Linked DNA regions of Homo sapiens: region 2 is linked to region 1. A link is a loop called in an ENCODE intact Hi-C map of the cell type or tissue named here. Cell type or tissue: left ventricle myocardium inferior. All regions are shown on one strand. Each heading gives the region's core, and the rest is flanking DNA. Links, peaks and the distances in the headings are about the cores only. Region 1 overlaps DTD1 (D-aminoacyl-tRNA deacylase 1). Region 2 overlaps DTD1 (D-aminoacyl-tRNA deacylase 1).

Region 1 (5,377 bases), core at 183-5,182:
AAAATTTCAAAATTACCAATTGTTAATTTGTTTCAAACTCTCCTTATCCCCTGATATCCTGAAAAGCAAAATTTTATGTTTTTAAACATAACAGCACTCCTAGTCTTCAAGTTCCTTAAAACAGCACCAATACTGTCTAGACCAGCTCTGTCTAGCCGAATTATCTGTGATGGAAATGTCCTATCTTTGCACTATCCAGTACAGAAGTCACAAATGGCTGTCAAGCATAAGAAATGTGGCTAGTGCAAATCTATTAAATTTGTAATTTTATTTCAGTTTAGCACTTGTGGTTAGTGGCCATGCTACTGGACAGCAAAGGTCAGATAATCTACCTTAACAACTGCTCTGAGATGGAAGCTTATTTAGTGTGACCCAAGTCTCCCCTTGGCAGAGTGTGCAGGCAAAATAGGAACCTGTATGCTTCCGGACATGCTTCCTGATCTCCTTCCCCTGCCCCACCCTCTCCTTGATCATCTTCCTCTGCAGTGGTGTTTCTCAACCTCAGCACTACTGACATTCGGAGCTGGATAATTCTTTGGGGTGAGGTCTGTCCTGTGCATTTTAGGATGTTGAGTAGCAACCCTGGCCTCTACCCACTAGAAGCTGGTAGGTAGCATGTCCTCCTCCCCTACTTGTGACAACCAAAAATGTCTCCAGAGTTGTCAAATGCCCCCAAAGGTGCAAAATGGGTGCGAACCATGGCTCTAGAGATAACTTTTAAAAACAACAGTGACAACAACAAAATTTCTGTTCTTAGAATTTCTGTCTCTGCTTATTTTACAGGATGAGGTTACCCTCCCATATTTGCCCTTGGTTAGGCATCTTTTCCCCACCCCTTGCACACACCCTTTTGAACCTGAGTCCATTGGAGTTCCTGTGCCATTTTTCTAAGGTTTCTGCCCATGTAAGCACATACACTGAATGCCCAGCTACCCTCCTGCTCAGGAGGCTCACTGGAGACCAAATGACCTGCCTGTAAAGCTACGAACTACTGGCTGGGCGTGGTGGCTCACACCTGTAATCCCAGCACTTTGGGAGGCCGAGGTGGGAGGATCACGAGCTCAGGAGATCGAGACCATCCTGGCTAACATGGTGAAACCCCGTCTCTACTAAAACTACAAAAAATTAGCCAGGCGTGGTGGCAGGCACCTGTAGTCCCAGCTACTCAGGAGGCTGAAGCAGGAGAATGGCGTGAACCCCAGAGGCGGAGCTTGCAGTGAGCCAAGATTGCGCCACTGCACTCTAGCCTAGGTGACAGAGCGAGACTCCGTCTCAAAAAAAAAAAAAAAAAGCTACCAACTACTTATGATTACTTATGTTAATCTACCCTGGCCAGTGTTCTTAATATGAACAGACAGCCAAAGACATCGAGATATGTGGGGGCACATCTAGAGCTCAAAAGAAAAAACTGAGTAGAATAAACAGAACTGACTCTGGGAAAAAAGCTACTTCAGCAAACAGAAATGAGTATTTTAAAAGTTCAGTTAGTATGTATCTTCAGAGAACATCAAGAAAACATAATACCCCTAAAAACAAAATAAGAAAACAGAAACAAAAAAAAAAACTGAATACTATGAAAAAGCAGAAATTATGATAAAAAATGAGTTCATGGATATTAAAAATTGCTTGCCAAAATTAAAAACTTAGTAGAAAGGTTGGGAGATTAATAATTTCAAGTTTAATAATTGCCCCATGGGGTTAAAAAAACAAATGGAAAAAGAATGGAAAATACCGAGAAAGTTTAAGAAAAATGACAACCTGGGAGGATTATCAACTGGTCTCTAGGCTTTCCAGAAAGAGAGAAGAGAAAAATAAATGGTGAGAAAATATTGAAAATAGCAATAATAGAAGAAGAGAGCTTCCTCAAGCTAAAGAAAAGGCAAGGGAATTTAGATTTAAGAAACCTAGATTACCAGAAAGGATGAAAATGGGACACATCTTCATGAAGTTTGAGGACACCAAGATCAAGACAGGTCTCCACACGACCCAGAAGGAAAAAAGAAAAGCTCCCATCCAAGGGTGAGAATATGGTCAGTAAATAGTCCTCATAGAAACACCAGAAGCAGAACCATGGCCTTCAGAATTCTGAAGCAAAGAATTTTGAACCTAGAATTCTACATCCATATAAACTAACAGTCAAGTGTAAGGACTATAGGGACATTTTCAGATTTATTTTTTAAAAGGCAGAAGATTTACATTCTGAACATTCTTCTAGGGAAAAAAATTATTGAAAATAGACTTCAGCACAAATAAAAAAGAAACCCAAGAAAGATGAAGACGGGGGTGGGAGGATCCACAAAGCTGACCCACCCAGCAGGACAGTGAAAGGAAGCTATGGACTCCTGCTGGATGGCAGCAGCCCAGAGGGCAGGTCCAGGCAGCGGCCCAGTCAGAGGCCCCAGGAGAAATGGGTCTCATAAAACAGGACGCATGACTGACAGGGAGGGAAACCTTAGGAATATGGCAAAGGCACATCTGCTAAGAAAAACATTAGTTTGCCAATTCTTTTAAAATTTTTGTAGACAGTTCCTTTTTTTTTTTTTTTTTTGCCTCATTCCAGATGTGATTTCTACTCCAACAGAACTAGTGATACCTTTGTGACCAGATTCCTATCCTATATGGCAGGCATGTTCTCTTCAGTATCCCTGCCTCAGGTGCTGACACAGAGACATCAAAGACCAACCTGCTCCTGGTCACTGTGTTGGCAGCCACAACACCTGATATTACTGAGGAGTTAAATCTGATCTGCAGTAGATCAATGTCTCTGCGGTCTCTAGTATGTACTCCAGCCTGGCTTTTCTAGCCTGCATCTAATCTAGATCTTTATTCTATAGCCCTTGCTAAATTAGCCAACTTCCCCAGTTAATTCTGGACTCAACAACTGCCCAGTCTGGGAAATGAGAAAAGGGGAAATTTAAAACAAGGATAAAGCCAAATAGCACCCAACTGAAGGGTTCAATTGTCAAGAAAATTAAAATTAAGGAAGAAGAGTTTATTACAGAGATGGAGGGAAGGGGGCGGGAGTACCATACACAGTTGTGGATTACTCAGGGATGTTGGAATGGAAACCAAAATCTTTCTTGGTTTGAAAAGATTATCAGTCCTTCCCTCTGTCTTGGCCTGAGGGACCAATAAAAGGATCTTCCCTTTCATCTTTGACCATTTTGAAGGATGTACAAATAGACGCTTTGTCTAAAATGGAAGTGAATAAGAGACTCTCTAAATATTTATTATGCAACAGATTAAAATGATTGTAGACAAATTTCTCCTGTCAACAATGATTAGGTTACATAGCAAGATTTTACAATGGACCTCAGGCATCGCACTGTATATTAGCTCTAAGCAAAATGAAAAACTCTAAATTATACTTTAAATCAACCAAGAACGTATTCTGTTCCTATTCAGAATCATCAGCTTACTTCATGCATTTTATCTGACAGAAGGACAAATCGGCAATTCGAGAGACTTAAAGAATTATTAGGTGATTCTTTAAAAGGAGAAGCCAAAGCAAGCACACAGAACATTCATGTGTCAGTTAGTATTTACTGAAAGCCTACTGCATCCCAGGCACTGGGGCAAGTCCAGTGCTCATTTCTAAGTGATGACCTGTGTGTCAGGCCTATGTCCCACGTGGTCCCATCCTACTGCTCTCCCCGACACTGAAAGGCCAGACAGACTCCCTGGGTGCATTCAGCTCACATAGTGCAATAGAACCAAGGGCTCTGGGATGTCCCTTGTCCTCCACACCACCCGCATTCTGTTGCTCCTACCTGCCCACAAGATTGCACAGGAGGAAGAAAAGGCATAATGCAAAAATTCTATTGTTGAGAAGACCTAACAAGTTCAAAACATATGGCCAGGGTCTGGCAAAGGACGTAATGAATCATTAGGAACTACCCTACTTAAAGAAGACCATTTCTATTATTTCTAAAAGACATTTGCTATATGCCCCCCTTATTGGGGTGCTTGTTAGTACATCTCTTTCATCAGGAGTTCATTAAACCAAGTCCGTTAGGTAACATGTTTTCTCTCCAGCTGTAAAACTGCCCTCCAGCTACCTGTGTCTCTGTGGCCCAGAGTGCCCACCCACAGACAATGCTAGGTTCTTGTGCAAAGCACCAGGCAGGGGTACCAAATCTCTGGCCTGAATGTGTGGGAACAGAACCCTGCCAATGCCCCCATAAACAACAACTCTCTGGGGCTCACCATCCCTAATGAGAGAATCCAGCACCCTGTCATTTTGTAATAAATGAAAAATCAGTTAACATGTGCTTTAGTATGTACTGACCATTGTGAAAAATATTCCAAAAACACTATGGGAAAACAGCAGTAGCTTTTTCACCTCACAGAGTCAGGCGCTACTCTGATGCCACCTCTCATCTGTAGTCCTTTGTACATAAAGTAATTTTACAGCCAGTCTCCACGCAACCCTGTCCTGTGAAAAGCCTTCCTTCCTCCCAAGGTCCCCCTTCCTCTGAGCCTTTGCTACACCCTCAAGTTCCAGGAACCTTAGTCCAAGTCTTCACTTCCCCAGACACCCTCCAATCGAATCTCAGTCCACTGAAGCCCTGACTGCCACCTCCACCATGCCACTGACGCCACGTCAAAAGGGTCACTGTGGGTGTGGAAGGTGTGGAATAAACAAGTACATATTGAGTACCATGTACACCACTCGGGTGACGGGTACACTAAGATCTCAGAATTCACCACTATGTAATTCATCCACATAACAAAAAAAATCCCACTTGTATCCCAAAAGCTATTGAAATTTTAAAAATCAAAAATTAAAAAAAAAAAAAGGTCACCACTATTTGCACAGGAAATTTTTCAGGAGGATATACAATGAGGAGAATTTTATTTTTTAATAATCTTCCGTCTTTGAATTTTCTAACCAAGTGGATGTTCTTTTGATTTTTAAAAACATCAACAGAGGCTACTGAAGACAGTCAAATGATGAGCCACTAAAAAGAACCTGTGTTTTAAGAAGTCCATTTAAGAAATGTTCTCTTGAGAAACAAACAAATAGTAACTTTCCAGCAGAGAAACCTGACTGATACCATCTTGACCAAGTGAGTGATCAAGGTCAGCATCAGTAGTCATGAGACACATCAATACCATGTGCCCTGACATGGCACACCAAGGACATCAAATTCCCAAACTAAGGGACATTCTAAAAAATAACTGGCCTGTGTCTTCAGAAGTATCAAGATCGTAAGACTGGAGGAGGCTGAGACACACCTAAATGAACATGGGATTCTAGATTGGATTCTGGACCCAGTGGGACAATGGCAATATTCAAATAAGGCCTGCAGATTCATTATTAGTTAATGCTATGTTACCAACAGTAACTTGCTGGTTTTGATCACTACTACAGATA
Region 2 (5,377 bases), core at 312-5,311, 62 kb before region 1:
CTGTTCACACTGTGCTGACTTTGAGCCTCCTCTTCCTTTAACCCTTACGACCATGCTCCAAGTGGCAAGCACTTCCTTCTTCGGACAGATGAGGGAACAGAAGCATAGAAGGCTGAATAATTGAATAAACTGTCCTGAGGCCATGCAGCAGGTCAATAGCAAGGCCAGGATTCGACCCCAAGTCTGTGCAACCCCATGGCCTGTCGAGACCACAACACCACTGTCCACATCGTGGGCCTTCATCACACCACACTGGCAGAGCTGCATCCTGTTCTCTAGGGTCGCTTGACAGTCATATCACATAAGAAACTGCTGAAGAACTAGAACAAATCAGCCTGGAGAAGACAAGAAGTGGGGCATGATAGGACCTAAACGCATTATCATGACTTACAAGACCTCTGCGGTCCAGGCCCTGCTCACTTACGAAGTCTTGTTTACGTCCCTCTTCCTCTACGTGCTCCCTCTCTCCCCAAGTCCAGTCCTACCGACCTGCCAGCAGACGTCGAAACTCCCCTCCTCTCACACCTGTGGCAGCTCCGCCGGTTGTTTCACACTCCTCTATACCCTCCTGTCACCTGGCCAACTCTTCCTACTGAACTCTGCTCCCTTGGGAGGCCACCTTTTCAGACCCCGGCCTGGGTCCAAGCCCGTCTCTCTGCTGCAGGGGACTGTCAGCTGCGGCATCTTCAACAGACCACCCCTAATGTGTTTCCTGCTCAGTGATGGAGCCTCTAACTCATCCACCCTCAGGGAACATTCAAAAACAAGTTATTTTTAAGGCCCCTACAAATATTAAGCATATTATCAAAACTAACATAGTAATTTAGATTTAACAAACCTAAAATACCATCACTAATAGATACTTTCCTAATGGAAATTTAAGGTTTTGTTTCCTAGAACCTCTAAAAATTTAATACGTTGGTGTCTGTACCCTAGGAGAGAATGAAAACATCATCTGCAGAAGACAGACTCACCTCAAAACAGGGAAACAGGGCTTTCCCTCTTCTTTTTTTCTTTCTTTTTTTTTTTTTTTTTTTTTTTTTTTTTTTGACAGTCTTGCTCTGTCGCCCATGCTGCAGCGCAGTGGCGTGATCTCGGCTCACTGCAAGCTCCACCTCCCGGGTCCACCCCATTCTCCTGCCTCAGCCTCCCGAGTAGCTGGGACTAAGGCACCCGCCACCACGCCCGGCTAATTTTTTGTATTTTTAGTAGAGACGGGGTTTCACTGTGTTAGCCAGGATGGTCTTGATCTACTGACCTCGTGATCCACCCGCCTCGGCCTCCCAAAGTGCTGGGATTACAGGCGTGAGCCACCGCGCCCGGCCTCCCTCTTCTTTTCTGATGCAGCCAGTGGGTGGCTTTACTTTTGATATTATTCCATGTCTTCTGAGATGAGGGTGTTTAACTCTATTTTTAAAGGACCTGAATCAATAACGAACAACAAATTAAGAATTCTTAAAGTGCCTGGCTGAAAAACGGCAGAAAATCTGACAAACCAGAGATAGAAAAGATTGCCTCTCTGGCTTTGGAGTTACTCAAATGTTACCATATCAAAGGAAATAGGGTGTTTGCGGAACTATTTGTTCCTTATGATCAAATCAATGAAATGCCAAATTGTCCATATATATGCCAGCTGGCACCCATCTGAGCCAGGACACTGCTTGGTAGAGAAAATGCCCTCCCTGGGACCACTAACCATGAGGTGCTGCTATGGACATCCAGCCCCCAAAGATGCCTTTATTTGGTCTATGTTTTGTGTAGCCACAAGAGCTTGGTCTCCTGTAAAGTAAACCACCAAAGGCAAGATTAAATGGGTCCTGCTATGCAGTGTTATCGGCACAGCACTCTGTTTAAAGTCCTGGGTCTGTGATCTGCCAAGGCTTCTCAGAAAAGCCATACATGGTACGATTCTCCTCTCCCATCCTCATTCAAATGATGTTTTAATGGACAATAAGCAGTATGCTTTATAAATAAGCAGAAAGAAGGAGGCAGAGATGTTGGGAGAGATGTAAAGACTGAGAGATTTATTCTCCACAAGAATGCCACCCAAAATCTAATTTTAGCCATTAGTTTCAAAGCAACTAGGAAAGGACCTTCAGGAGTGTAGGTGGGGGTGGAAATTAACCACCTTTTTGAGGCAGCTGCAGATATTATGGGGTTTCTTCTTGAGCTTTCATTTTTCTCTATAATCTGGCCCTGTGGTTAGATCTGACCCTCTTAGGCCAGACTTCGGTGTATTCACTGCTATTTCTCTGATCCCAGGAGTTGAAAGTGATTTTCAGGATGATGGAAAAGTTCTCTTCAATCCAAAATGTTTACAAAAGTAGTAAATGCTTTCTTTTACCATGTTCCTGCATACTGTGAGGAAGATGTTTTAATTAATCAAAGATCCCCCCTCACACATATAGGCTCAGAATTTCTGCTCAAACACCAAAAGCTCCCAACATCACCTTCCACTTTTGAATCATGTTGTTAGAATGCCAGAATCTACGTTGATGCAACTTACACCCATTGCTCCTATTTTTGTTCCTGACCCAGCTTCTCTTCCACATCTTTCAAACATTTAGAGTTCCCCTCCCAGATGAAACAGCCCCAGCTCCTTCAGCTCTTCCTTTACGGTTTCAGACCCTTCAGCAACTTGACCACATGGTGCTCACTCTCTGGTATGTCTCTGTCCCTTTAGAATGGGAGCCAGGAACTGGGCTGTGACCAACAAAGGCCTTTAGCATTTTACCACCATCCAAATGTCATGATCCTTAGGTCGTATCTCTATGCAATCCTCGTTACCCCTTACTACAAGGACAGGCTGCAACTGTTCAATAAGCATTAATTGGTGGCAATAAAATGCTGTGGTGGAGAAACATGACAGTTATCCAGCAAGCCAAACCCTACAACTGAGTTTATCGACATGTAGGTTCAAGTAGCTTTAAAGTGAATTTGAATTCACTCTGTAAAACCCTGCTTAGATAACTCAAACAGCAGAGCTTCTGGGACCTCACTGCCCACACAGCTTAGGGAGCTGGCCAGGGTCTGCATCTGGGATGTAATGACTTCAAATCTAGAGGTTTAAACCATTGTGAATTACACTGGACCATCTGAATTGGTTTAGAACAAAGCAGTCTGGCAGACCCTTTTCCAACTCTATATTCCAAGAGATGTGTTTTGAGCTTTTTTGTTTTCCACATTTTCTGATTTATTATCATTTGAAGTAGATGACTGGGTCAGACTAGATGGATTCAGAAGTTATTATAGAGGTCACAGAAGACAGAGTTTCAGCATTATAAAAATCACAATTAAGGATGTCTCTTCTATATACAAAAATATTTTCCAGAGAGCATATATGCGAGCGTTATTAGATATATAAATAAAGCTATTAAATCATATGTCAAAAAATGACTACTCTGAGTGTGCCACCAGTAGACTGAAATTTAACTGAGAAATTACTTTGGCAGAATGTGATTCTTTCTTCCCAGAGTGCTGGGTGTGGTGACTTGGATACATGGACAACCATGTAGCTACTGGATAAAGGGTATCTGCACCACCCGCCATGCTGAGGCCTTCCTCCACCTCCCAAAGCTGGATACACCAGATGTGGCTCCACACTTGGTCTCAGAACAGTGTGGCCATTCTGAAACTGGACTATCTTCTGACCCACACTCCCTTTTCCTGACATCTCACTTCCAAGTACCATGTCATCAATTGTAAACTGGCTAGACAGGCTCCCACCTGGACTCAGGAGCCTGTGTGGGCCAGTTAGAGAAGGCCCTCTTGCGAGAGACTTATGTGAAAAGAAGTGTAGATACGCATAGAGAGAGGTCAGACGCATTGCATTTCTATGGACATCATCGTTATGCAGAAACAGAGCAGAATTTGTTTGATAATAAAGTGGTTTGTTGAGATTTAGGATTTTATTATTATTTATTTTTAGAAAAAAGAGAAAATTTACAAGATGCAAAGGTCTCACACAATACATTATCATTGATGATTGCTCTCTTGACACTTCAACACGGGCCCTGGCAATAAAAAGAACATGGACAGTGTGAGTGTATTGGAGAACCCCCGCCATGGACACGCAGAATACACCACAGTGGACTTGATGACAAATGATGCTGGGCCAGCCTGTTCCAAAAGCAAGCCAAGATGTGGTAGAAACCAACAAAGCCTTTCTGTGGGGGAGGCACGAGCGCACACCTTCTACCACATGCGCACCCGCCCCCTGGCCCACCGGCAGTGCCCACTGCATCACTCCACCACAGCAACAACAGAAAACGATAAAACGGTCCTTTGGTGTTTTTTGCAGAGCTATTCAGGTTCCCAAATTCTTATTTCTGTCTTCCTCTTCATGTTTCAGTTCCAAATTCTTAAAGTAGTGTAGGTGCTTAGCATCTTGAATTTTTCAGGATCCAGTTCTGCCCAATGATAACACACTAAAAAGACCAAAGAAGACACGTTATTAAGAAGGATTCCAATGTTTGCCTTCAGATTCTATTAGCATAGGCATATAAGAGTAACTAAGCAGCTGAAGATATGTTTTCAAGCTCATACAGTGACACCAGCATCAGTGCATCACTTCACTGAAAAACCTGCCATGTTGCCATGTACAAACCCAAATACCTTCTCCTCAAAGAGTCTCCAGTTCATTAAAACTCCATTCTTAGAGCAAAAGACACCAAGGCAAATATCTGAACACACTTCTAAATGGCTTTTGCATCAAAGAGAAGTCACCAGGCAAAATAGAAAATACTTTGAAGTAAATGAAAACACAACATATCATAATTTGTTATATTCACCTAAGGCAGGGCTTAGAGGGAAATTCACAGCATTAAATGCTTATATTACAAAAGAAAAAGGTTATCAAATCAATAATCTGGGTTTCTACCTTAAGAAATTGAAGAATAAAAGCAAAGTAAATCCAAAACAAGCAGAGAAGGAAGAGAATAATAAGGAGCAGAAACTGATGACATTTCAAACAGAAAAAGGCAAGAGAGAAAAAATAAAAATAAAAAGATCAATAAAATAGATAAGTCTCTGGTCAGACTTACCCAGAAAAGAGAGAAGACACAAATTATCAATATCAGGAATCAAAGAGGCAACATCAGTACAGACATTACAGACATTAAAAAGATAAAAGGAATATATCACAAGCAACTTTCGACTCACAAATTAGACAACATAGATGAAATGAACAAATTCCTAGAAAAGAGATATAAAAGCATGATTTCCAAATCATTTTAACAATGAGGGAGGTAGAGGGATGGGAGCTTAAGGAAATGCAGGGACAGGGAGGGAATAAACTAAATGCTTAGTCTTGCGACATTTTAAATACTACTCAAAGGATGCCTGGCTGTTTGGTACAGAAGTCCAAGTGTCTCAGGGT

What was found. A loop is a pair of places that touch in the nucleus more often than their neighbours do. Peaks named below come from ENCODE experiments on the same cell type or tissue, not always from the same donor. Only the 100,000 strongest peaks of a DNase experiment are listed, where the experiment ranks them.
Region 2: it touches region 1 in a loop (3-fold over the local background); 2 of 110 quality-filtered maps call a loop at or near these places.

Annotation. Positions count from the first base shown.
Region 1 is chr20:18,699,916-18,705,292 of GRCh38, reverse strand. The region is part of intron 4 of DTD1 (D-aminoacyl-tRNA deacylase 1); the gene reads right to left. Among named protein-coding and RNA genes, the nearest start is that of DTD1-AS1, 3.9 kb to the right of the region's middle. In left ventricle myocardium inferior, for the core only: no CTCF peak of the experiment used is centred there; a DNase peak (open chromatin) is centred at 2,362.
Region 2 is chr20:18,762,410-18,767,786 of GRCh38, reverse strand. DTD1 (D-aminoacyl-tRNA deacylase 1) reads right to left here. Exons shown (of 6, transcript NM_080820.6): 6 at 1,143-4,427. Among named protein-coding and RNA genes, the nearest start is that of LCDR, 29 kb to the left of the region's middle. In left ventricle myocardium inferior, for the core only: no CTCF peak of the experiment used is centred there; no DNase peak of the experiment used is centred there.